Linked DNA regions of Homo sapiens: regions 1 and 2 are each linked to region 3. Evidence: chromatin loops called from intact Hi-C (ENCODE). Cell type or tissue: PC-3. All regions are shown on one strand.

Region 1 (8,000 bases), 140 kb before region 3:
CTCACTTCAATAATTTATGAGCAAAAAACACTAAATGAAAATTCAACAAGAAATTTACCAGGTTACATGCAAGTCCTATATAATCTTGATTTGCATCAAATAGAAGACAAATTTTTATGAGGAAGATAAACTCAAAAAGGATGTTTTCATACTTCACCTCAATAATATTTTACTATGTCATAATGAGATTCTCTGTACAATGAATTCTCTATAACTGTCCCGAATAGATTTTAATTTTTTGGGAACTAGAAACCTCTCAAAAATCATTTATAAAAATCATGTATTTTAGTTTCACTAATTAGATGAAACAATTGCAGGCTGTTTAAAAACCACATCCAAAAGTACCAATTCTCTTTGTAACTTTTCTCAGTATCATCATAGAACAGACACAGCCAACCAGAAATTAGAGATGGACAAACAGAGATTGGTCAAAGAATTGAAACTTACAAAACATAAATCATAAAAGCATCTACCACCAGCTACTTAAAAACCCAGTTCTATCTATAAAACATATTATATTTTGAAGCTGTATCTGTAGTAATATGTTTGTAAAATGTAAACCCCACCAGCATGGACAATTCCAAACCACAATCACATCACCTCACAAAAAGTTGAAATTATATTCAAATACATAAAGTATTAGAATTGCCTTCTAAACTAATTGATTTGAATTCTTCTACTAACCAAATGAATTAAGCAGTTCCTGGCACTATGGTTGACGTAACACCACCATGCATTTCCTTTGTTTCATGTCTGTCTTGAAATTAGGTATGGCAGGTGCTAAGTAGATAATCAGTTACATTTTTTTTTTAAAAAAGGAGGTCCAGCATAACCAAGACACTAGCCAAAATGATCAAAATCATTCCCTGTAGTCTACTGCCAGTGGAATGGTAACAGTGATAATTGTAGTAAATATTGGTGTCACCTCTCTGCTATCCAAATCACTGGATTGTGTAGGTCATAAAATGTGAGTAGAATCAACCCAGCTCTAGGAGCTTTGGGCTCTAGGAGTAGGTCCTGATTGGCATAAACTAATGTAATCCCATTCTCTTGTATTCCACTAAGGTCCAATCAGAGTGAGCCCAAGGCATCCTTCAAAGCCTGGGGGGAGAAAGGTGCCCTCTTCTACTGAATGTACTCATTTTACTACAGGCAAAACCAGCCTGAGGATAAACTGACAGCCAGGGGGTGACAGAGCCAAGAGAGTAAGAGAAAAAAATGGAACCAGCCAGAGGGATCCTTCTAAGCAAAAGCCAACTCCCTTGCTCTTGTGCCTAAAACCCTCCAGTGGCTTCCCATTTCAGCCAGAACAAAATCCAAACTTGTTCTCCACAGTGATCCTATCCTCGCTCATCTTCCTTTATTCCCACCTTTCTTCAGTGCCTTCTTTCAGCCCTTCACACACACTGATCTCCTTCCCTCCACAGGTCTCTGTATGCTTTATTCCTTACTCCAGGTCCTCCTAGGCTGCTACCAATCATCATTCATGCCTCCACTCAAATATCAGCACCCCCAAGAAGCCTTCTTTGAACTCCATGTTAACCTACTTTATGTCCTTCACAGAACTGGTCAGGGTCCAACATTACATGTACTTAGCATTTACATGTTTAAATATTTATCTCCCTCTTATAAGAATGTAAGCTCCTTAAAGGCAGGGACTCTGTTCTATCCATCAGTGTGCTCCCAGCTCCCAAAGCTGTGCTTGTGCATAACAGAAGTTCAATCTACAGTTTCTTGCAGATTGACTAACTAAACCCAAGATTCTACACAGGCCACATTGACCCAAAAATCCTAAATAATGCTTTGTTTTTAGCTGAAAACAAGAACTGCAAAACTCACAGCTCTCTTGAAGATTTCTATACACCCTGGATTACACTTTATTATTTCTAATCCTGGATGTCATTATTATTTAAATAATAAAAGCAAATTTCCTTTGAGAACAATGTCACTCGAAAGAAAATCAATTTGTAGTAGCAGAACTTAGTCCACATCCGGAAGATAAAAAACACATCTGAATACGTGTGTGTGTGTATGTGTGTGTGTGTATGTGTATGTGTGTGTGTGTGTGTGTGTGTATGTGTGTGTGTGTGTGTGCGCGCGCTCTCAAAACTTGACAATAAATGAATATGTGAAAACTTTTTTGGTTATGGAAATGTTATAAAACCAGATAGTGGTGCTCATTGCATAATGCTACAAATTTAATAAAAATCATTAAATTATTTAAAAATCGATAATAAACAGCCCAATTTAAAATTAGCAAAGGTTTTGATATTTCACCAAAAAAGATATACTAATGGCAAATAGGCACATGAAAAAATGCTCAGCATCATTGTTCATTAGAGAAATATTCACTAAAACAACAATGAGATACCATTTCACACATTTTACAATGACTTATATTAAAATGACAGATTCTACCAAGTTGTGGTGAGGCTGTGGAGCAACCAGGACTTTCATACATTGCTGGTGGGAATACAAACTAATATAGCCCCTTTGGAAAATAGACTGGCAGTTTCTTATAAAGTTTAACATACACTTAACATATGGCACAGTAATCCCACCCCTAGAAATATGAAAACTTACATTCAACCCAAAACTACTATTAAACCCTGAATGTTTAATAGTAGATTTGAAACATCAAAAAACTCCCAGCCTAGGCAACATGGTGAAACCCTATCTCTACAAAAAATACAAAAATTAGCCAGGCATGATGGTGCATGTCTGTGGTCACAGCCACTCAAGAGGCTGAGATGGGAGGATCACTTGAGTCCAGGAGGTGGAGGCTACAGTGAGCTGTGATCATGCTACTGCACTCCAGCCTGGGTGACAGAGCAAGACCCTGTCTCAAAACAAAACAAAACAAAAAACTACAAAAACTCAAATGTTCTTTAATTAGTGAATGGGTAAGCAAACTGTGGCATATCTGTACAACAGAATGGTACTCAGCAATAAATAGGAATTAACTACTGATACATACAACATGGATGAATCTCAAATGCACTGTGTTAAATGAAAGATGCCAGACTCAAAATGCACACCATAATGTTTCCATTTATCCTCTTCTGGAAAAGGCAAAACTATAGATATGGAGAATATATCGATGGTTTCCAGGAGTTTCAGGTGGGGAAAGGACTGACTATAAAGGAGCAGCATCAGATAATTTTGGGGGGTGATGATACTGTTGTATATCTTGACTGTGGTGTTGGTTACATGACTGCATTTTCAAAATTCATGAAACTTCAACAAAAAGTGTATATTTTCACTCCCATTAGGATAGCTACTGTAAAACAAATAAACCAAACAAACAAAAAACAAGTATTGGTAAGGAGGGGAAGAAATTAGAACCCTTGTGCATTGCTGGTGGGAAAGTAAAATGGTACACCCACTATGGAAAACAGTACGGCAGTTTCTCGGACAAACAGAATTACCATATGATCTAGCAATTTCATTTCTGGGCACATGCTCAAAAGAACTGAAAGCAGACCCAAACAGATATTTGTACACTCATGTTTGTAGTAGCATTATTCACAGTAGCCAAAAGGTGGAAGCAAGCCAAGTGTCCATTGATGGATGAATGGATAAACAAAATGTGGCACATATACACAATGGAATATTATTCAGCCTTAGAAAGAAAGGAAATTCTGACACATGCTACGCATGGATGAACCTTGAAGACATTATGCCAAGTGAAGTCAGTCACAGAAGGACAAATGTTGTTTAATTCCACTTTTATGAGGTACCTAGAGTAGCCAAATTCAGAGAGATAGAAAGTAGAACAGTGATTGCCAGGAACTGGCGAGAGGGAGGAATGGGGCATTATTGTTCAATGGTACAGAGTTTGGGAAGATGAAAAAGTTCTAGAGATGGATGGTGATGATGGTTACACGACAATATGAAAAGTATTTAATGCCACAGAACTGTACACTTTTGGCCACGCCTAAAAGAGCTACTGGGAAATATACCTGAATTGAAGAGGAATAAGAACCCAAATTCCTCCCTTCACATCACCCTTCTGCTTGTATGCTGTCAGCCGCCTGGCTTTCTTTCAGTTCTTAAACTACACCAAGGTCCTGTCTCTCAAGACCTCTACAAAGCCTCTTCCTTCTGTTGGAATGCTAGACCCCCTAAACCGCTCCCCTGGTTGGCTCCTCCTCCTTCTGCCAAGTCCCCTCCCAACCTCTCCGTTGATTGGTTCCTCCTTCTACTAGGCCCCCAGCCCCTCCCCTGATTGGCTCCTCCTTTCCATCACTGCTTCAGATTCCCTTTTAGAGTTGTCGCTCCCGCTAACCCTTGTCCAATAATGATTTATGGGGTACTTCTAAGTGCCAAGCACCATTCTACAGGAATATAGCATTGAACAATACAGTGCTTACCTGTGAGAGGTTAGGGGGCATGACGAACACTAAAAGAAACAGGGTAGGAAACAATGAGGAAGGGCAAGGGACGGTGCTGTTTCAAAGAGGGTTGGCAAGGATACTTCTTGCTGTTCCCAAGCAAGAGGAGCAGCAAGTTCAAAGGTTCTGGGTCAGGAATGTGCTTGGAGTGCTGAAAGAACAGAGTTATATGCAAGGGGGGGGGGGAAGGTAAAAGATAAGGTCACAAAGGTGGCAGGGGCCAGATCACATACAGCTGTGAAGGCCACCAGTAATTCAGGATTTTACTGAGTCAGATGAGAACCTTTAGGGAGTTTTAAGCAGAGGTATGACATCTGACTTGCATTTCTAAAAGATCTCCTTGGCACTTTTTTTTTTTTTTTTTTTTTTGGTAGAGACAGGGTCTCACCATGTTGCCTACACTGGTCTTGAACTCCTGGCCTCAAGGGGTCCTGCCACCTCGGCCTCCCAAAGTGCTGGGATTACCAAAGTGAGCCACCACACCCAGCCCAGCCTGCCCTTGGTACTCTTTCTAAAGGCCCCATGTTTCCTTCAAAACATTACTCAAAATTTACAATGTATATTTATAAGATTATTTGTTTAATGTCTATTTCCCCTAGCAGGCTGCATATTTCATAAGAGTAGGAACCAAGTCTCTTTGTGACAACATAAACTCAAATCCAAGCATAATACCTGGCACATAGTCTGTGTTCAATAAAGATTTGTGAAATGAATTAACTAATGAAGTCTAACCTCTAGGATAAAGCAGCTTCAAGTATATAGTTTGCAAGTACACAATCATTTTTGTATGTTTTACATTCCTAAATGTAGCCCAACTTTCTCTAGGTGAATATATTAAACATTAGAACCAACTAATACTTAGAGTCTACTTAGAGTCCTAATGTGCTTGATACTGTAGCAGATACTTCTACTCACCTGAAACATTCTTAATCTTTAGTAGCAGATAAAGACCCTAGACATTTCCTGGTAATTCTAAAGTAATGAAATGGACACATTAAACACAGTAGTAAAAGCTAAATTTGTAACAGTAACTACTAAAAAGTTACAAAGTCTACCATTTAAGGGCTGCTGGGCAATGTCTGTGGTCTAGACATTTTTTGAGTCCTCATGATGTGACACAGACAGGGGTAACCATACCAGGACTACGCAGATGAGTAAGTCTGTGTTCTTTCCTGCAAGAGCTCATGCTCTAATAAGTAATCTCCAGGATGTTTTACTGCTTGTAACTCTTGCCTACATTTGTTATCTGAATATGTGCAAATAATGTATTTGCCTCTTTTATGGTCATCTGAAATTATACTATCTCAAGTTTAAAACACTCCTAACAAATGTGTTTGGTTCATAATTAGCACACAGGCTAACCCCCCTGAAGACTACAGAAGTGGCAAATTTCCCCTTTTCATAAATGGTTCAGTGAAGCCAATTCTGGATCAAATAGCCAAGACTGCAACAGAAAACAAACAAACAAACCCAATCTATGTTCTCCAGGTTTTCCCCCAAAACCACTCAGGGCAGCAACAACAGCAGCAACAACTCTGTGACTAACAGTCCCCTAGAAAGGGAGCAGAAAAAGCGGCAAAAAGCACTGGCTGTCTCCTGCAGTGGCCAAGGGCAACTCTTGTTCAGGCACCACCAAGCAAAGTTATGGAAACCAACCCATTTCAGCACATCCTGTCTTTGGGCTGTCATGAGAAATATAGGCTTTAGAGAGAGCCAATCAATTAAAGCGGATTGTGTTAGAACAAAGAAGGCCAGTATTCTGGCAGAGGCACACGGAGTAATCCAAGTGGGGAAAAAAAAAATCCCATGAAGTTTCATGTGAGTTAGCAAATGATAGAGGATGGACAAGAAACCCAACAGGTCTTTCTACACCTCTAGTCCCTTAGAAATGAATGCAATGATCACAGAAAAACTCTTAAAATATTTAAATACACAGACATATGCTACCAGTAATACAGACATGAAAATATCCTGAAACCATTTATAAATATTATACATTTATATCAGAGATGATATACTTCCAATTTTCTTCTTCAAATATCTTTTAATGGTAATATACAGCACAGTAATTGCCATGGGTTCACGGCTTCTCTGTAATATATTTTTTCCTATATAGAATCCTTACCTTATTTTCAAGTGACATGGAAATAAAACTACTGTAAGCTGGTTAAATTTTTATATATAGAGTCAAGCAGACTGATGAATCTATATTTCAGCATATTTATAGATCATTAATTTCCAGCAATTTGTTTTTTGAATTAAGATTTTATTTAAAAGAAAGCAAGAAAAGTTGGCCACCATATACTAGACTCAGTTTCTGTTTTTCCTTAACATAAGCCTTATCAGCTCTGCCACAGCTGAAGTGATTCCAAATTGCTTTATGACACACTTGGATTTTCTCCTGCTAATAATTCCTCCTTCCTGCCCATGACTGGCAGGCTTCTTCCACACTGCAGTAATGTGGGACAGCTAATTATCTACCAATCCACCTTGCTATTCCATACTTGGCGACTTTTATCTGCACAGGACAGCTGCACTCTCTGCGTTTGAAGTAAAATGTCAGTCTCTGCTAATGCAACAAGACTTACATCCCTAATGATGTGTCCACACTTTGAAGAAACAACTCAAAGCCTAATTAAAAATTCAGATTCATTTTCACTGGTTTGCCAATTTTCACCGTCCTTCCACCAGGGCCTTGAATATCTTTAAAAATACTCCATGCAAAAATAAAATAAAATGAAAATCCAAGGGGAAGCAAGAAAAAAAAATGCTGCCGTCTTGGGCTTTGACTGCATCTTTATAATAACTGTTATGGTTGGAAGAGAACCAAGACATTATCATGTACAAGATAAGAATTTACTCCCCTGGCTTCCACTCTACAATTACAATAAAGCATACTATATCCAGAGAAATATGGACCATAAGCTACTTTTTACATTCCCCACTCTGGTGTTTAGGTGTTGGAACTTTTCAAACTGTAATTAACTCTGAAATCATTTGACTGTGCAAATCTGAAGTAGAGAAAGCTACCTTTGAACTCAGAAAAAAAGAGGGCAAGGTAAAGAAACATTTAAATGACATTTAGTTTGTTCCATCATCAAATTAAATGAATGATTCCTCCAAAGTAGTAATCCTACTGCAATTTTCACCCAAAAAAAAAAAAAGGGAGAGAGAGAGAAAGAAACAACTTCATATCCCCTTAATGACTAGGGAGAGAGATGTAGGTCATAAAATCCAATTTCAAAATAGAACTTTACCTGAAAATTACAGGTGGAATTTTCTTCTGTGGCTTTTACATAAACAAACACAAAACAAAGTCATTCCTCCTCTAAAGTATTTTTAAATAACTTACCTTTTCAGTAAAAAAAAAAATAAAAAAATAAAAATTGTTTGGATGGTACTGGTTCGCAATGATAGTTATTGACCACTTACCTTTGCACTTAAAAAAAAAATCTAACAACATTCTAGTAAGTCTAAGAATTTTTTAACTTTCTTCACTGGCTCACTGACTTCTAGGTATTTAACAACTTAAAAATCTAGTCAGCTGTCAAATGAGACCATCAGCTTTAAGTTTACAGCCATTAAATCATTAAGCCAAACTTTCTT
Region 2 (8,000 bases), 63 kb after region 3:
AAAAACCCATTTCTACTTGTTTCACGTATAATATATACACTGTGGTCCACAACTTCACACTTCCACCCCAAAAGAGACTGAAATATGGATGCTTTGGGAGGCCAAGGCGGGCGGATCACGAGGTCAGGAGATCGAGACCATCCTGGCTAACACGGTGAAACCCTGTCTCTACTAAAAAATACAAAAAATTAGCCGGGCATGGTGGTGGAGCCTGTAGTCCCAGCTACTCGGGAGGCTGAGGCAGGAGAACGGCGTGAACCCGGGAGGCGGAGCTTGCAGTGAGCCAAGATGGCGCCACTGCACTCCAGCCTGGGCGACAGAGCGAGACTCCGTCGCAAAAAAAGAAAAAAGAAAAAGAAAAAGAAAATGAAATATGGATGGTAAGCTCTGTGTCTTATAATTTTGAATCCAACACATGCCAAGGACATAATGGCATAATGGTTGTTCAGTTGAATTAAAATTTCTGTTTTATTTCCTTATCCATCCCTGGGTTCAAGTTTAAACTATGATTAGCTTGTTTGGATTTCTTATTTACTCATTTTATAACTTAGTTACTCATTTTCTGCCTAACTACCTGGCCATGTGTCCAATATTTTGGTTTAATTCACTTGTGTCTTTTGCCACTTAGCTATCTCCCTGCCCTGGAATCCATAGTCAGTGCCTTCAAAACCCACCCTCATTGGAATCCTACATTATTTCGATTTGCACACCCTAATAATTCAGGCCATTCATTGACCCTCAATGCCAATAAGCCTCTGCGCTTGTCCTTCTTTTTTAAAAATATAATTTATTTGTTTTAATAAAAGTAGAGATGGAGTCTTGCTATGTTGCCCAGGCTGGCCTTGAACTCCTGGGCATAAGTGATCTTCCTGCCTTGGCCTCCTAAAGTGCTGGGATTACAGGCATGAGCTACTGCACCTGGCCATTGCCCTTCTTAATGATATATACCCAACAAGGTTTGTTCTGCTATAAATGAATCATGGATCACCCTATGATATGATCAAACACACGGAGTGCTCATGCAGAAAACATCTCCCCAACAGACCTGCCCAGGTGTCTAGAATTTCTAATACGATGCCTGTACATCTCTCCAGAACAATGCGAACATGACATGGGAGCATATTAACATCCTCATGAACACACTAGTTTATCCAGGCAGCTGAGAAGAAGGCCTAAGTGTAAAACATGGCTCTAGTCAGATGGCCTGTCTGGCACATAGGCAGAGACTCTAATAGGCACTACTCTGAGATACAAGCATTCATGACCCAAGAAGGACACAGAAAAGGGCAGAGATATTTGGTCAAGTTGAAAAAGGAAGACCCAAAACTTAGCTTGCCATGTAACACTTTCTGAGAATTAGAAATCTAACACTTTCTAGTCATTTGATTTATATAATTTCTAACTCCACAAACTCTCTTAATCTGATGATTTTAAGATGCCCATTCTTATTGCTGCTCATTTAGTTTTTTTCATCCTCTCATTCACTGTCTCAGACCCACTCTTATTTCTTTTCCTTGTCTCTAAAATCTTTTAAACATGCTCTTTTCCCTCAGGATTTTCCTGATTTTTACTTCTCCAACTCTCCTTGAATGTGAGATGTTGTTGGTAAAGAAAAAAAAAAAGACAGGGAAAAAAGATTTCAAGTTGGAATTCATTATTTGTCTGCTCTACTATTGTGTGTGTGTGTGTGTGCATGTGTGAGAAACTTTGAGACAGAGAGAAAAAGGAAACAGACAGAAAGGTTAATTGATTCTGTATTTTCCTTAAAGAGAATTAGAAGTTCACTGTGTTATGTAATTATATAATATAATTGGATTTATTTTTTTCTTTCACTTTTTTCTTTTCTTTTTGTCCCTCCCTTTTCCTTAAGTTGCTTTGAATTACAATAAAGGCTAAACAATCTGCCTTTGTATGCAATTTGTGCACAAGCTGCCAAGCTGGCTGCCAGGTTTAGTCCTGATGTGATCAAAAATGGTTGGGTTACAAAGCCACTGAAAAAACCGGTTTTCTACAGGAAATAGAAATTTATTAAAATCAGGCCTCCCCAAATGCCCTGGCTGTTAGGCTGGCAGCCTGCCAGGTCAGCAGGGCTGGAAGAGAAGGAGATGAGCAGATGTGATCGTGCAGCCCCTACTCAAGCCAGGCGGGAGGCGGGAAGCACTGCAGGGTCCTAGAGAAGCAACTGTCATACAAACAAAAGAATCTCCATCAAGAACACCAGAATTGTGGTTTCCCAATCCCTGACATTTTTAGGTGTTCTGGGGTGTGCCATTTGGATTCTGGCCATTCATGGGCTCCCAAATTATATTTCAAAATCTCTGATTTTTCCCAGCAGAATAAAATGTTAATACCCTTACAGGGTCTTGGGTTCTAACGTCAACAAAGATCCTTAACTTCTTTGAGCCTCAGTTACCTCATCTCTACATGGGGAATAATACCTACCCCATGAATTGTGAACTTAAATGAAATAACAACTGAGAACTGATAAGTATTGCCATTGTTATCTCCTTCCACCACAGGATGGGCTATCCCAGGCAACTGGCTGCCTCTCATTAACCACTGGTTTGGACGCTGCTTTGGTTCAGGGCACAAGGCCTAAAGAGGCACTGGCCTGGCTCTCCTGGGTTTCTTCTGACACTGTGATAACAGCTGACACTTACTCAGGGCTTACTTGAATTTGGACCAGCAATTGCTCTAGGTGCTTTAGAACTATTAATTCATTTAATCCTCACATAAAACTTCTTAGTGGTTACTACTCTTATCAGATTAGGAACCAGGACACAGAGAGTTGTTGCCCACCCAACGGCCAGTGTTTGGTGGTGTTCAGAGGGGAGTCCAGGCAGTGTGGCTCCAGAGCTGTGCACTTGAATGCAGTGCTGTAGAACCCAAACTCTTTCTTGTTGAAAGAAGGAAGTTTTTAATGTGTACTTTTCAGAGCATTACCATCTAATGCAGTGCTGGGGATTTGGGAAACAGATAAAAGACAGATACTGCAGGAGTAATAAGGGATTGGGGAGGAGACGCAGCTCAGATTGTTCCAGGGTGGGGAGCAAGCACATCTTGCGATCAGACTTTCACTGGGATGAAGTGCCTTGGCAAAAGTCTAGGGGTCAGAGCCCACTACATTTCCCCAGGCCTGGTCTCTTCCCCACTTCCCAAGCTTCCCGCCTAGCTCCACTCCTCTTAAGTTTTCTGAGCAGCCTTTGTGCCTAATTCTCTTGCCTCCTCTTTCCACCATCTTCACACACAATAATTCTAGCTAACATTTATTGAACCTGATACTGTGTGAAGCACTTTATATGCATTTTATTATTTAACTCCAATAATGACGCTGTGAAATATTATTCTTTTCTCCATTTTACAATGAGGGAGGTAAGGCTCAGAAAGCCTCTGTAATTTGTCTAGGATCACATCACATAGCTTGGCGCACGGGTCTGAACTGAATCTGGCTGAATCCAGAACCCAGCTTTTTCCATTTGGATTCAGATTAAAATGGATATTAAGTTTGGCCCTGGCAGGAAAAAATAGTCAGTCAGCCTGTCTGTGGGGATCTCAACTTATTAGCAATATCTTTTCCCATTCAAAATGTCTTAATCCTTTATTTTAGTAAATGGGTCCATCATCCCTCATGTCAACCAGAATCCCTGACTCCTCTCTCCTGGAGTCCAATTCATCACCAAGTCTTCTACGCAACCTGGAATCCATCCGCTTTTTGTCTTCTCTCTGCTCTGCCCTTGGCAGGTCTCCATCACTTCTCATGTGGTTCCTGTCTCAAGCATGGTCTGGCCCCTGCCTCTTTCTCTTACCTCATTTCTCTTATCTCTTGCCCATCAATTCTGCAATGCAGTTATAGCCAACTATTTTCAGGTCTTCTCAGGTGTTGTGTCCCCTCACCTGTGTCTGGTAGGTTGCAAGGCAAGCTGTTCCCTTGGCCCATGCACTCTTCCCCAATTCCCTTTATTGCCCAGTTAACTCCATTTATTATTCAGAGCTCAGATTAAATGCTGCTTCATGCAGGGAGCTTTTCCTGAGCTCTTAAATCTGGATTAAGTGTCCTCCTGCCCCCATGACTCCCAACCCAGCTTGAACTTCACCCATCACACCACTTCACTTTATTCCAACTCAATAAATATTTATTGAATATGTACATAAATGAGTGAATAAACAAAAGAATGAGCCGATGGTCCCTTGTCCCCTTCAAAGTCACTGCTGTTGGTCAGGAGTGAGAAAGTAAAACCTAGACTTGAAGTTCCTGAAGAATAAAAATGGAGTATCCGCTCTTCTGTTTGTTCTCTGCTATGACTGCCATATTCTCCAATTTACAAACACATTGATTCAAACACCAAAAATGTATGAGGCCAATCCCTTATCCTACCTCAGTTCCAGCCAACCGTAGCTGGGAATGGTGATCACTGCATCAGATGAGCAATATTTACTCTGCTACACTTCCTCTTATTAAATCATAACACCAGAAAAAAAGATTAAGCAACAAAAAAGAACAAAAATACTTGTATACACCAATGAGAACACATAGAATGATTCTGCCTCCACCACGAAAGCACCGTTGTCACTGCCTTCTCTTCTCTGCTGTCCATGTAGATGCATTACAAAGGGACTTGAAGGCCACATTTAAATAATTATTGAGTAGCTAGTACATGTCAGACACTGGTGAAGGTGCAAGGGCTACAGCACTGAGGAAAACAGAATTCCAGTCTGTATGGAACATAAATTCTAGAGCCAGGAGAAATGAAGGCAGATCTCCAAATATGGTTATTATGATCAATTTTTTAAAAAAAGATCTATACACATTAAAAATTAGAAGTGTCTTACTTTTTACCAAATAGACAAAGAACCTGTCTTGGCATAACATTTGGGGGCAAGTTGCTTCTAGTTATCTAGGACAGGCCTATCCTTTCACAATTCACATTGCATAGTAATGATCTATTATTATTATTATTATTTTTTAAATTTATCAAAATGTTTATAAATGTTTAAATGTTCTTTTTTTCTTTTTTTTTTAATTATTATTATACTTTAAGTTTTAGGGTACATGTGCACAATGTGCAGGTTAGTTACATATGTATACATGTGCCATGCTGGTGTGCTGCACCCATTAACTCGTCATTTAGCATTAGGTATATCTCCTAATGCTATCCCTCCCCCCTCCCCCCACCCCACAACAGTCCCCAGAGTGTGATGTTCCCCTTCCTGTGTCCATGTGTTCTCATTGTTCAATTCCCATCTATGAGTGAGAACATGCGGTGTTTGGTTTTTTGTCCTTGCGATAGCTTATTGAGAATTATGATTTCCAATTTCATCCATGTCCCTACAAAGGACATGAACTCATCATTTTTTATGGCTGCATAGTATTCCATGGTGTATATGTGCCACATTTTCTTAATCCAGTCTATCATTGTTGGACATTTGGGTTGGTTCCAAGTCTTTGCTATTGTGAATAGTGCCGCAATAAACATACGTGTGCATGTGTCTTTATAGCAGCATGATTTATAGTTCTTTGGGTATATACCCAGTAATGGGATGGCTGGGTCAAATGGTATTTCTAGTTCTAGATCCCTGAGGAATCGCCACACTGACTTCCACAATGGTTGAACTAGTTTACAGTCCCACCAACAGTGTAAAAGCCTTCCTATTTCTCCACATCCTCTCCAGCACCTGTTGTTTCCTGACTTTTTAATGATTGCCATTCTAACTGGTGTGAGATGGTATCTCATTGTGGTTTTGATTTGCATTTCTCTGATGGCCAGTGATGATGAGCATTTTTTCATGTGTCTTTTGGCTGCATAAATGTCTTCTTTTGAGAAGTGTCTGTTCATATCCTTTGCCCACTTATTGATGGGGTTGTTTGTTTTTTTCTTGTAAATTTGTTTGAGTTCTTTGTAGATTCTGGATATTAGCCCTTTGTCAGATGAGTAGGTTGCGAAAATTTTCTCCCATTTTGTAGGTTGCCTGTTCACTCTGATGGTAGTTTCTTTTGCTGTGCAGAAGCTCTTTAGTTTAATTAGATCCCATTTGTCAATTTTGGCTTTCATTGCCGTTGCTTTTGGTGTTTTAGACATGAAGTCCTTGCCCATGCCTATGTCCTGAATGGTAATGCCTAGGTTTTCTTCTAGGGTTTTTATGGTTTTAGGTCTAATGTTTAAGTCTTTAATCCATCTTGAATTAATTTTTGTATAAGGTGTAAGGAAGGGATCCAGTTTCAGCTTTCTACATATGGCTAGCCAGTTTTCCCAGCACCATTTATTAAATAGGGAATCCTTTCCCCATTGCTTGTTTTTCTCAGGTTTGTCAAAGATCAGATAGTTGTAGATATGCGGCGTTATTTCTGAGGGCTCTGTTCTGTTCCATTCATCTATATCTCTGTTTTGGTACCAGTATCATGCTGTTTTGGTTACTGTAGCCTTGTAGTATAGTTTGAAGTCAGGTAGCGTGATGCCTCCAGCTTTGTTCTTTTGGCTTAGGATTGACTTGGCGATGTGGGCTCTTTTTTGATTCCATATGAACTTTAAAGTAGTTTTTTCCAATTCTGTGAAGAAAGTCATTGGTAGCTTGATGGGGATGGCATTGAATCTATAAATTACCTTGGGCAGTATAGCCATTTTCACGATATTGATTCTTCCTACCCATGAGCATGGAATGTTCTTCCATTTGTTTGTATCCTCTTTTATTTCCTTGAGCAGTGGTTTGTAGTTCTCCTTGAAGAGGTCCTTCACGTCCCTTGTAAGTTGGATTCCTAAGTATTTTATTCTCTTTGAAGCAATTGTGATGGGAGTTCACTCATGATTTGGCTCTCTGTTTGTCTGTTATTGGTGTATAAGAATGCTTGTGATTTTTGTACATTGATTTTGTATCCTGAGACTTTGCCGAAGTTGCTTATCAGCTTAAGGAGATTTTGGGCTGAGACAATGGGGTTTTCTAGATATACAATCATGTCATCTGCAAACAGGGACAATTTGACTTCCTCTTTTCCTAATTGATTACCCTTTATTTCCTTCTTCTGCCTAATTGCCCTGGCCAGAACTTCCAACACTATGTTGAATAGGAGTGGTGAGAGAGGGCATCCCTGTCTTGTGCCAGTTTTCAAAGGGAATGCTTCCAGTTTTTGCCCATTCAGTATGATATTGGCTGTGGTTTTGTCATAGATAGCTCTTATTATTTTGAGATACGTCCCATAAATACCTAATTTATTGAGAGTTTTTAGCATGAAGGGTTGTTGAATTTTGTCAAAGGCCTTTTCTGCATCTATTGAGATAATCATGTGGCTTTTGTCTTTGGTTCTGTTTATATGCTGGATTACATTTATTGATTTGCGTATATTGAACCAGCCTTGCATCCCAGGGATGAAGCCCACTTGATCGTGGTGGATAAGCTTTTTGATGTGCTGCTGGATTCGGTTTGCCAGTATTTTATTGAGGATTTTTGCATCAATGTTCATCAAGGATATTGGTCTAAAATTCTCTTTTTTGGTTGTGTCTCTGCCAGGCTTTGGTATCAGGATGATGCTGGCCTCATAAAATGAGTCAGGGAGGATTCCCTCTTTTTCTATTGATTGGAATAGTTTCAGAAGGAATGGTACCATTTCCTCCTTGTACCTCTGGTAGAATTCGGCTGTGAATCCATCTGGTCCTGGAGTCTTTTTGGTTGGTAAGCTATTGATTATTGCCACAATTTCAGATCCTGTTATTGATTTATTCAGAGATTCAACTTTTTCCTGGTTTAGTCTTGGGAGAGTGTATGTGTCGAGGAATTTATCCATTTCTTCTAGATTTTCTAGTTTATTTGCATAGAGGTGTTTGTAGTATTCTCTGATGGTAGTTTGTATTTCTGTGGGATCGGTGGTGATATCCCCTTTATCATTTTTTATTGCATCTATTTGATTCTTCTCTCTTTTTTTCTTTATTAGTCTTGCTAGCGGTCTATCAATTTTGTTGATCCTTTCAAAAAACCAGCTCCTGGATTCATTAATTTTTTGAAGGGTTTTT
Region 3 (8,000 bases):
GCAGTGTCAGATCATACGGCAGGCTACCCTCCCAGTATGTATCTGCATTTAAAAAATAACTTCCATGGCCAGGCGTGGTGGCTAACATCTGTAATCCCAGCGCTTTGGAAGGCTGAGGCAGGTGGATTGCTTGAGCTCAGGAGTTTGAGATCAGCCTGTGCAACATGGTGAAACCCTGTCTCTAACAAAAATACAAAAAGCTGGGTGTGGTGGTGCACACCTGTGGTCCTAGCTACTCAGGAGGCTGAGGTGGAAGGATCACTTAAGCTTGGGAAGTGGAGGTTGCAGTGAGCCGAGATTGCACCACCATACTCTAACCTGGGTGACAAAGTGAGACTCTGTCTCAAAAAAAAAAAAAAATTCCATAGTTTTCCTAAAATTAATATTTTTTTGGCAAAGAGGAAAAACCTCCATTCAAAAGTCGAATTTTTTCCATGCATGCAAATGGAAATCTATTGGCTCATGTAATGAAAATTTCAAGGTTAATAAGCTTCAGATGTAGTTGGATCTGGGAGTGCAAGCAATGTCATTGTAACTTAGTGTTGTTATGTGTCGCAGATCTTTTTCCCTTAGTGCTGGCTTCATTCTCAAATGAGCTCTATCTACAGGGTCATCTCCTTCTTCTTCCCTAGCAGTTTAGGATGACAGCCTGTCACAAAACTCCTAAGGCTGATGTTCATTAGCTTTCATTGGCCAGCATTTGTCTTGTGCCAACCTCTTGACTTTTCTCTGTGGCGGTAGGCATGTGGTACTCCTATACATCATGTCAGAGTAATATGCCTGCCTCTGAGTTCCAGGAGAACAGTTAAGTCTACCTGATTCGTGCGGTCTGGGGTTGAAAAGGAGTGGGTCTCTAAAGGAAAATTGGAACCAGCCATGGTGGCTCACACCTGTAATCCCAGCACTTTGGGAGGCTAAGGCGGGAGGATCGCTTGAGCCCAGGAGTTTGAGACAAGCCTGGGCAACATGGCGAGACCCCATCTCAACAACAACAACAAATTTAAAAAGGAAAATAGGGATGCTGTTTCTGGAGAAGAGGAATTAGATGCAGGGCCCACAGAGACCTTAAGCCCCTGTTCCTGGGGCTCAGCTTCTGGTTGAGAGAACACGTTAGTGTGCTGGAGTGCCAGGCAAAGTGTCTTCAGCTAATTGATAATGTATGTCTAATGTTTTTCTGTTCTGGAAGAAAGGGATGTAGAGAGCAAGATGATAGAAGGGCTCTAAGATGTAGCCAGGGATTCTTGGGATCAGGGAAAAGGAGGGATGAAAAAGGAGGCCAAGGATGCTCAGGACATGCTTCGAGATGTGAACCATTCTGTCTAAGCTGGCTACGTTTTCCTTGAATGCACGGGGTGATATGAATGGTCTCAGCAGTGTCTTAGTCACAACTCCCAATGATGTGATTCACTCAGCATGATTTTCTCAAGATAAGGTGTGTGTGTGTGTGTGTGTGTGTGTGTGTGTGTGTGCAAATGCTGGCATTATGTAAAGGAGTTTTTCTCCTGGGGCTTTTTAATTGGGAGACTGCTCTGCAAACACATTTGGCAAAATCCCATGAGATGAACAAGCTACCTTTGCTCTGAGAGCTAAGGAGGGGTGGGGGTGGGAGTGGTTATTCTGGGAAGCACTACATTAACATGTTCTGGCTGCCAGGAGACTGGAAGACATTGGACAGCCCTCATCTTCATGCATTTCCCAGGGTTCAAAACTTTCACGTGGATTCTGCTTATTTGCCCCCAAAGTACTGATTCTATTGTGTTAACATTTTCTTTAATGATTCAATTTAATCAAAGTGTGGATTTTATGGGGAGGGGGACTAGCTGAGACCTTAAGCAAGTCACAATCCATTGATTCCTAGAGTAGGTCACTATGTAGATGTTGAGAGGCACTGTCTGCCTGAGACCAGAAGATGAGGAGTCATTGTTCACAAAATAATGACTTTTTAAATCCTTGTGATAATTCTGCATGCTGGGGTTCCATTAGTATAACTATTTTACAAAAAAGGAAACTAAGGCACATATAAGTAACTTTCCTTGAGTTACAGAGCTAGGAAAGTGGCAGAGCTGGGATTTGAAGCCAGCCTGGCTGCCTCCAAAGGCCACGTTCTCAATTGTTAATCTCTCCTCCAGAATCAACCTCAGCCGACTTTACCTTGAAAGGCATAAGAAGCGTAGCTACTCCCACCTGTCACCAAAGTACAGAAATTTCTGATGTAGAAACTGTTATCCAGTCTTACTACTTGAATCCCTCCAGTGATGGATGGCTCACTACCTCTCAAAGGAAACATTTAGATTGTTGGTGAATTGTAATGATTAAATAGCTTTTTATTATTTATTAATGAGTTCAAACACCCTCCTGGTAGTTTCTAACCTTGATAATAGTGATAGTACCCCTGTACTGAGCTAGTAGTATGTGCCTGGCCTTGTGCGAAGCATTATCTTTTTTTTTTTTTTTTTTTTTTTTTTGAGACAGAGTCTGGCTCTGTTGCCCAGGCTGGAGTGCAGTGGCGTGATCTCGGCTCACTGCAAGCTCCGCTTTCTGGGTTCATGCCATTCTTCTGCCTCAGCCTCCCCAGTAGCTGGGACTACAGGTGCCTGCCACCATGCCTGGAAAATTTTTTGTATTTTTAGTAGAGATGGGGTTTCACCGTGTTAGTCAGGATGGTCTTGATCTCCTGACCTCGTGATCCGCCCACCTCGGCCTCCCAAAGTGCTGGGATTACAGGCATGAGTCACTGCACCCGGCCTCGGCCTCGCTAAGCATTATCTTAATACCTTGTTTAATCATCACAACAAATTTATCTTATCTACAAATATAGGGAAGAGACTCAGAGAGGTAAAGTAATTTGGCGACAAGGAGAAAATCAGGATTAGAATCCTAGTCTGTCTGAATCCAAAATCATCCCAATAAGCAACAGTGTGTTCCAGGGGCAGAACATTTGCCTTTGGAACAATTCATTTCATTGCCTTTCATTTTTATTTACTGAGACTCTGCTGTGGGGGAAGCCTTGTGCCAGCTTTGCGGGCTCATGCAAAGATGTATACAAGGCAGTGTTTGCCAGGAGCTTCCCCTCTAAAAAGAAACATGGGTGAGTATAGTGGCCCAGCTGGATCCAGCTTCACAGAGAGTGAGCCTTTGGCTGGAGGGCAGATGGAGTGGAGCATGAAGAGACAGGTCAGCTGACCACCTCCTTTTTTATGGGTCTCGTGGACTGACCATAGACATAAGGTCATATTTCCTTTTGCTTCCTCCAAGGTGTTTTTGTTTTTTGTTTTTTTGTTTGTTTTATCAGAGTGCTACGTCTTTGGAAGAAGGAACTCTCCACCTAGCACTGCTTCTGGCCTCAGTGTCGAACCTGAGAAAGGAATGAAGGCACAAGCTGAAGCAAGCACTGGGAGGGTGGTAACTGCCTGGGGCTCTGGGAAAAGCTGCCAGGAGCTTACAGTTGAAGATAGTTATCACTACTTCTCTATAATACAATACTGTGTTCTTCAAACAGAAAGCCTATGAAACCTTTCCTGATGCCCTCAAGCAGGGTTAGTCACTTAGCATTCAGTACACACCCCTGCTGTCTGACTCACTTAAGCAGCATTGTATTATAATTGTGTTTACATACTCTTCTTCGCTAGAATGCCAGCTCTCAGGACTATGGTGTCTTACATTATAAATCTCTCCCACATCTGGAACGACATGTGGGAAATGGCTTACTAGAGCACTTATCACATGCTAATATATGTTATGCATTTTACTTATTTATTTTGTTTATTATCTGGCCCTAACTGTCTGTTTTATACACAAATGTATCCTCAGCACCTAGGACAGTAGTCAGCATAGCGTAGGTGCTCAGTAAATGTTTGTTAGATGAATGACCATTCCTGAGACTGGAGGAGGGGTGAGCGGAGAACCAAGCATCAGGAAGTGGGGTGGTTAACCCAGAGAGTGCACATTGCTGGCTAGGGAATAGCAAGCATTCTCTATAATGGTGGGTTAGTGTGTGAATTATCCTCATTCTCAATTTAATTTTGAAAGTAGCATCCGTTTAACAGTGGTCCCACAGTTGAATCAGTTGAATGATAATCCACTATTTTGATGAGCCAATGATTTAAAAACTATGCCATAAAAGCAATATCGAAAAATTTCAAATACCACCTATTTTTAAAAAAACTTCATTGAATATGTTAATGGGTTATCAAAAAAGACTTTTCCTGATTTGTTGGAATTTCATTAGAGGACTAAAGGCTAAGAACACTCTCACATCCTAGAGATGCTAGAACATCTGTGCCAGACTTGTGGAGAGGTTCTCCTGGCACCAGGTCATAACCCACCTCTAACCTTTAGAAGAGCAAGTTGAAGAGGTCATCTGGAAGGACTGTTTTGGAGACAGTTGTAGGTATGCTGATTTTTGCCTTTCCTACCTGTGGTACTTTACCCTTACATTGGACCATGTGAAAAGAGAGCCCAGAGAATCATTCAGACAACTTAATATGGGTTCCCTGGAATTTGCAGGACCCAGCAACTCTCAAGGGAGAAATCTAAAGGCTGCTAGATGTGGCAGAATGAAATACAGAAAGACCTATACTGATATACTGATAGCTGCACTTCTAGCTATGGAAAGCCAAGGGGTGTAGTTCTTATGGACTAGATAAAGGTTTCATGAAAGGACTATCCTGGGATTATTTAAAAAGGGACCTGGCTGGGGGTGGTGGCTCAAGCCTGTAATCCCAGCACTTTGGGAGGCCGATGTGGGTGGATCACTTGAGGTCAGGAGTTTGAGACGAGCCTGGTCAACATGGCAAAACCGCATCTCTACTAAAAATACAAAAAAATTAGCTGGGCATGGTGGCACACGCCTGTAGTCCCAGTCACTCGGGAGGCTGAAGCAAGAGAATCGCTTGAACCAGGGAGGCAGAGGTTGCAGTGAGCCAAGAGCACGCCATTGCACTCTAGCCTGAGTGACAGAGCAAGACTTCTTCCAAAAAAAAAAAAAGGACCTATCCCAAAAGTACCTCCTGGAGTGATAATGGGACTCAACAGAGGGGTGGACCACGCAATGGCCAGCTGGAGAAGGCAATGCAATCTCAGGGAGGCAGTGCTTGTCTTTAGAAAGGATGCCTCCAGCAGGTAATCTCCAAGGGACCCACCAAACTGTCTTACAGAGGAAAGAGCCGGCAATGGTGCCTCTGCCACATTGGGAAAGCCCAAAGCCAGAGCACAACTATATGAGCCAAGTAAGACAGTTCTTAACCCTTACTTATTCTTCCTTCCTTCTTATGATACAGGCAGGGCCCAGAGCAGCAACCAACTAGAGGGGGAGGAAGTAGAGCAAGGAAAGAGGAAAGACACAGTCATGCACCCTTCTCTTGTCATCATAAAGGTCTAGGGCAGGGGAGAAGATTCGCAGTGGCTGAGTTTGAAGTTTGATTACATACTGGACTAGATTGGCCTGGACTTTGTGTCATCTCAGAAAGACTGAAAAAACTATGAAATATGATTTTGACTTCATCCATCTTCTTGAATTATGTGGTCCTACCAAACTGGGGGTTCTTCACAGGTGCCTGGAACACTCTGCCACCTTATCATAATGACCAAGTTCTACTCATCCTTCAAGATGCAGCTCAAGGGACATTTCTTCTGCCACCACTTCCTTCGTTCCCTCACACTGAAGAAGACATCTTTCATGTGTTTCAATTGCATTCTCACTTATCTGGTAGAGAAGGCTAGTTGCCCACATCTCTTTTCTCCTTCTCTAACAATGGAGTGGAGCCTGGACCTGTAGTACCTGAGCTGCAGCTGGAAACCGTACTGCCCAGCCCACTTTGCAGTTAGGTGTGTTCACATCAATATCATGTCAATGATATGCTTACTTCTATTTCTGGGCCTTAAAATGTTTTGCCCATGCTCCTTCATAACTGTCCCGCTTCCTGCAAGTGGGAGCACAGATGTGTTGCCACTCACCTTCAGTCATGCAAATGAGGACAATACCATGTGAGCTGGTAGAATAATAGAATGGAAGGAACCTGGGACCCTGAATGACAGTGTGGGGCAGAAACTTCCCCACTGGGGATTTGTTACATAAGAGAGAAATACACTTCTTTGTTCCTAAGCCACTGTGTTATTGGCTCTCTTTGTTTGAGATGTTTAGACTTTCATCGTAACCAATTCAAATTATGGTTCTAGACTGTCCTGTAACTGTCTGTTTACCTGTCTGTCTTCCCTATTTACCTGTCTGTCTAAGTAGACTTAGACTTTCCTCAGGACTGGAACCTATTGAATTTTCTTCCCCAGAATCTAGCACAGTGTCTGTAAATAGAAGGTGTTCAACATGTGCATACAAAATGAAAGATGACAGGTGAAAATAAACACAGTGTCCTATGAAGCGTCCAATGTGGCAAGCTCTCCATGTATGGCCTACCAGCAAATAGCCACCATATTTGACTGCCATGGCCTTGGGTGAGTAAAGGACTCCCTCATTTCCGCTTTTCAAGTCTGACACAAATTCATTTCATTGCCAATGAGAAAGGGAGTTCTGTGATATGTAGTTCCTATTCTTAGACAGGCATGGCTTTACCAAGTTGATGACAGACAACCCATCTCAACAGGTGACAGGGAGAATGCTCTAGGCAAACAAAATAGCATAAGCAGAGAAAAAGAGGTAAGAGAGGGAGAACGCTGTAATTGAGGAAGTGAAGATAGCTAAGAAAGTCAAGGGATGCAGGAGGAGTTCAGGTTGTAGGGAGCCTTGAGAATGTTTTATGGATTCTAAAATTTTTTTTTTTTTTTTTTGAGATAAAGGCTTGCTGTGTTGCCCAGTCTGGAGTGCAGTGGTGTGATCTTGGCTCACTGCAACCTCCACCTCCCAGGTTCAAGTGATTCTCATGCATCTGCATCTTGACTAGGTAAGACTACAGGTGCGCACCACCACGCCCGACTAATTTTTTTTTTTTTTTTTGTATTTTTAGTAGAAATGGGGTTTCACCATGTTTGCCAAGTTTGTCTTGAACTTCTGACCTCAAGCCATCCGCCCACCTCGGCCTCCCAAAGGGCCAAACTGCTGGAATTACAGACGTGAGCCACTGCACCCGGACTCTGAAACGTTTTTCTGATGAATGGGAAATCATTAAAGGATTTCAAGTAGGAGAGGATCAGTTTCCATTTTGAAGAGGTCCCTCTGGCTGCAACATGGAGAGTGAATTGGAGGAGGACAGGAACAATGGTGGGGGCTGCTTAGGAGCTACTAGTAGCACCTCCAGGGCAGAGATGGCATTGGTTTGGGCCAGGGCAAGGGTAACAGGGATGAAGACAGGTGGAAGGATAGAAAAGATATTTTGTAGGGAAAGCAAAGACCCTTATACATAGTTATAAGAAGCAGCTGTAGCCAGGCACAGTGGCTCACACATGTAATTCCAGCACTTTAGGAGATCGAGGCAGGAGGATCACCTGAGCTCAGGAGTTTAACACCAGCCTGGGCAACGTAGTGAGCCCTCATCTCTACTGAAAATAAAAACAATTAGCTGGGCATGGTGGCACATACCCATAGTCCCAGCTACTCAGGAGGCTGAGGCCAGAGGATTGCTTGAGCATGGGAGGTCAAGGCTGCAATGAGCTATGATCACACCACTGCACTCCAGTCTGGGTGACAGAGCCAGACCTTGTCTCAAAAGATTAAAAAAAAAAAAAAAAAAAAAAAAAAGAAGCAGCTGATTCTTGCTAATTGGTTGAACCATATGAAATTGCCATTTTGTGGGCCAAAAATGACCAAGTATCGGCAATTTCATATGATTCAAGTTAAGAACATCTCTAAAGCGCTATGACGATTCTGTTGCTGCAAAGGAGGAACCATTAGGAGAGCAGCTGTGACTTTTAAATGGCCAGAACTAGGGGCCAGAAGGGGCTGCCCACCCACATAAATGCCTGTGAAGAAATACACAACTTAGCCTGGCTTCCTATGATTTTTCTCTTGAGACTAAGAGACTTAGGAGACTTTTAGGTGCAAGTAAGAG

What was found. Peaks named below come from ENCODE experiments on the same cell type or tissue, not always from the same donor. Only the 100,000 strongest peaks of a DNase experiment are listed, where the experiment ranks them.
Region 1: it touches region 3 in a loop (4-fold over the local background); 4 of 110 quality-filtered maps call a loop at or near these places.
Region 2: it touches region 3 in a loop (6-fold over the local background); 4 of 110 quality-filtered maps call a loop at or near these places.

The regions. Positions count from the first base shown.
Region 1 is chr1:64,480,445-64,488,444 of GRCh38, reverse strand. All of the region lies in intron 1 of CACHD1 (cache domain containing 1), which reads right to left. Among named protein-coding and RNA genes, the nearest start is that of CACHD1, 14 kb to the right of the region's middle. In PC-3, a CTCF peak has its summit at 1,176; a DNase peak (open chromatin) is centred at 3,564; H3K4me3 peaks cover 387 bases; H3K27ac peaks cover 986 bases.
Region 2 is chr1:64,276,600-64,284,599 of GRCh38, reverse strand. No RefSeq gene overlaps it. Among named protein-coding and RNA genes, the nearest start is that of UBE2U, 77 kb to the right of the region's middle. In PC-3, no CTCF peak of the experiment used is centred here; DNase peaks (open chromatin) are centred at 1,989 and 4,389; H3K4me3 peaks cover 512 bases; H3K27ac peaks cover 2,730 bases.
Region 3 is chr1:64,339,153-64,347,152 of GRCh38, reverse strand. No RefSeq gene overlaps it. Among named protein-coding and RNA genes, the nearest start is that of CACHD1, 130 kb to the left of the region's middle. In PC-3, no CTCF peak of the experiment used is centred here; DNase peaks (open chromatin) are centred at 1,472, 3,412 and 3,852; H3K4me3 peaks cover 1,322 bases; H3K27ac peaks cover 3,695 bases.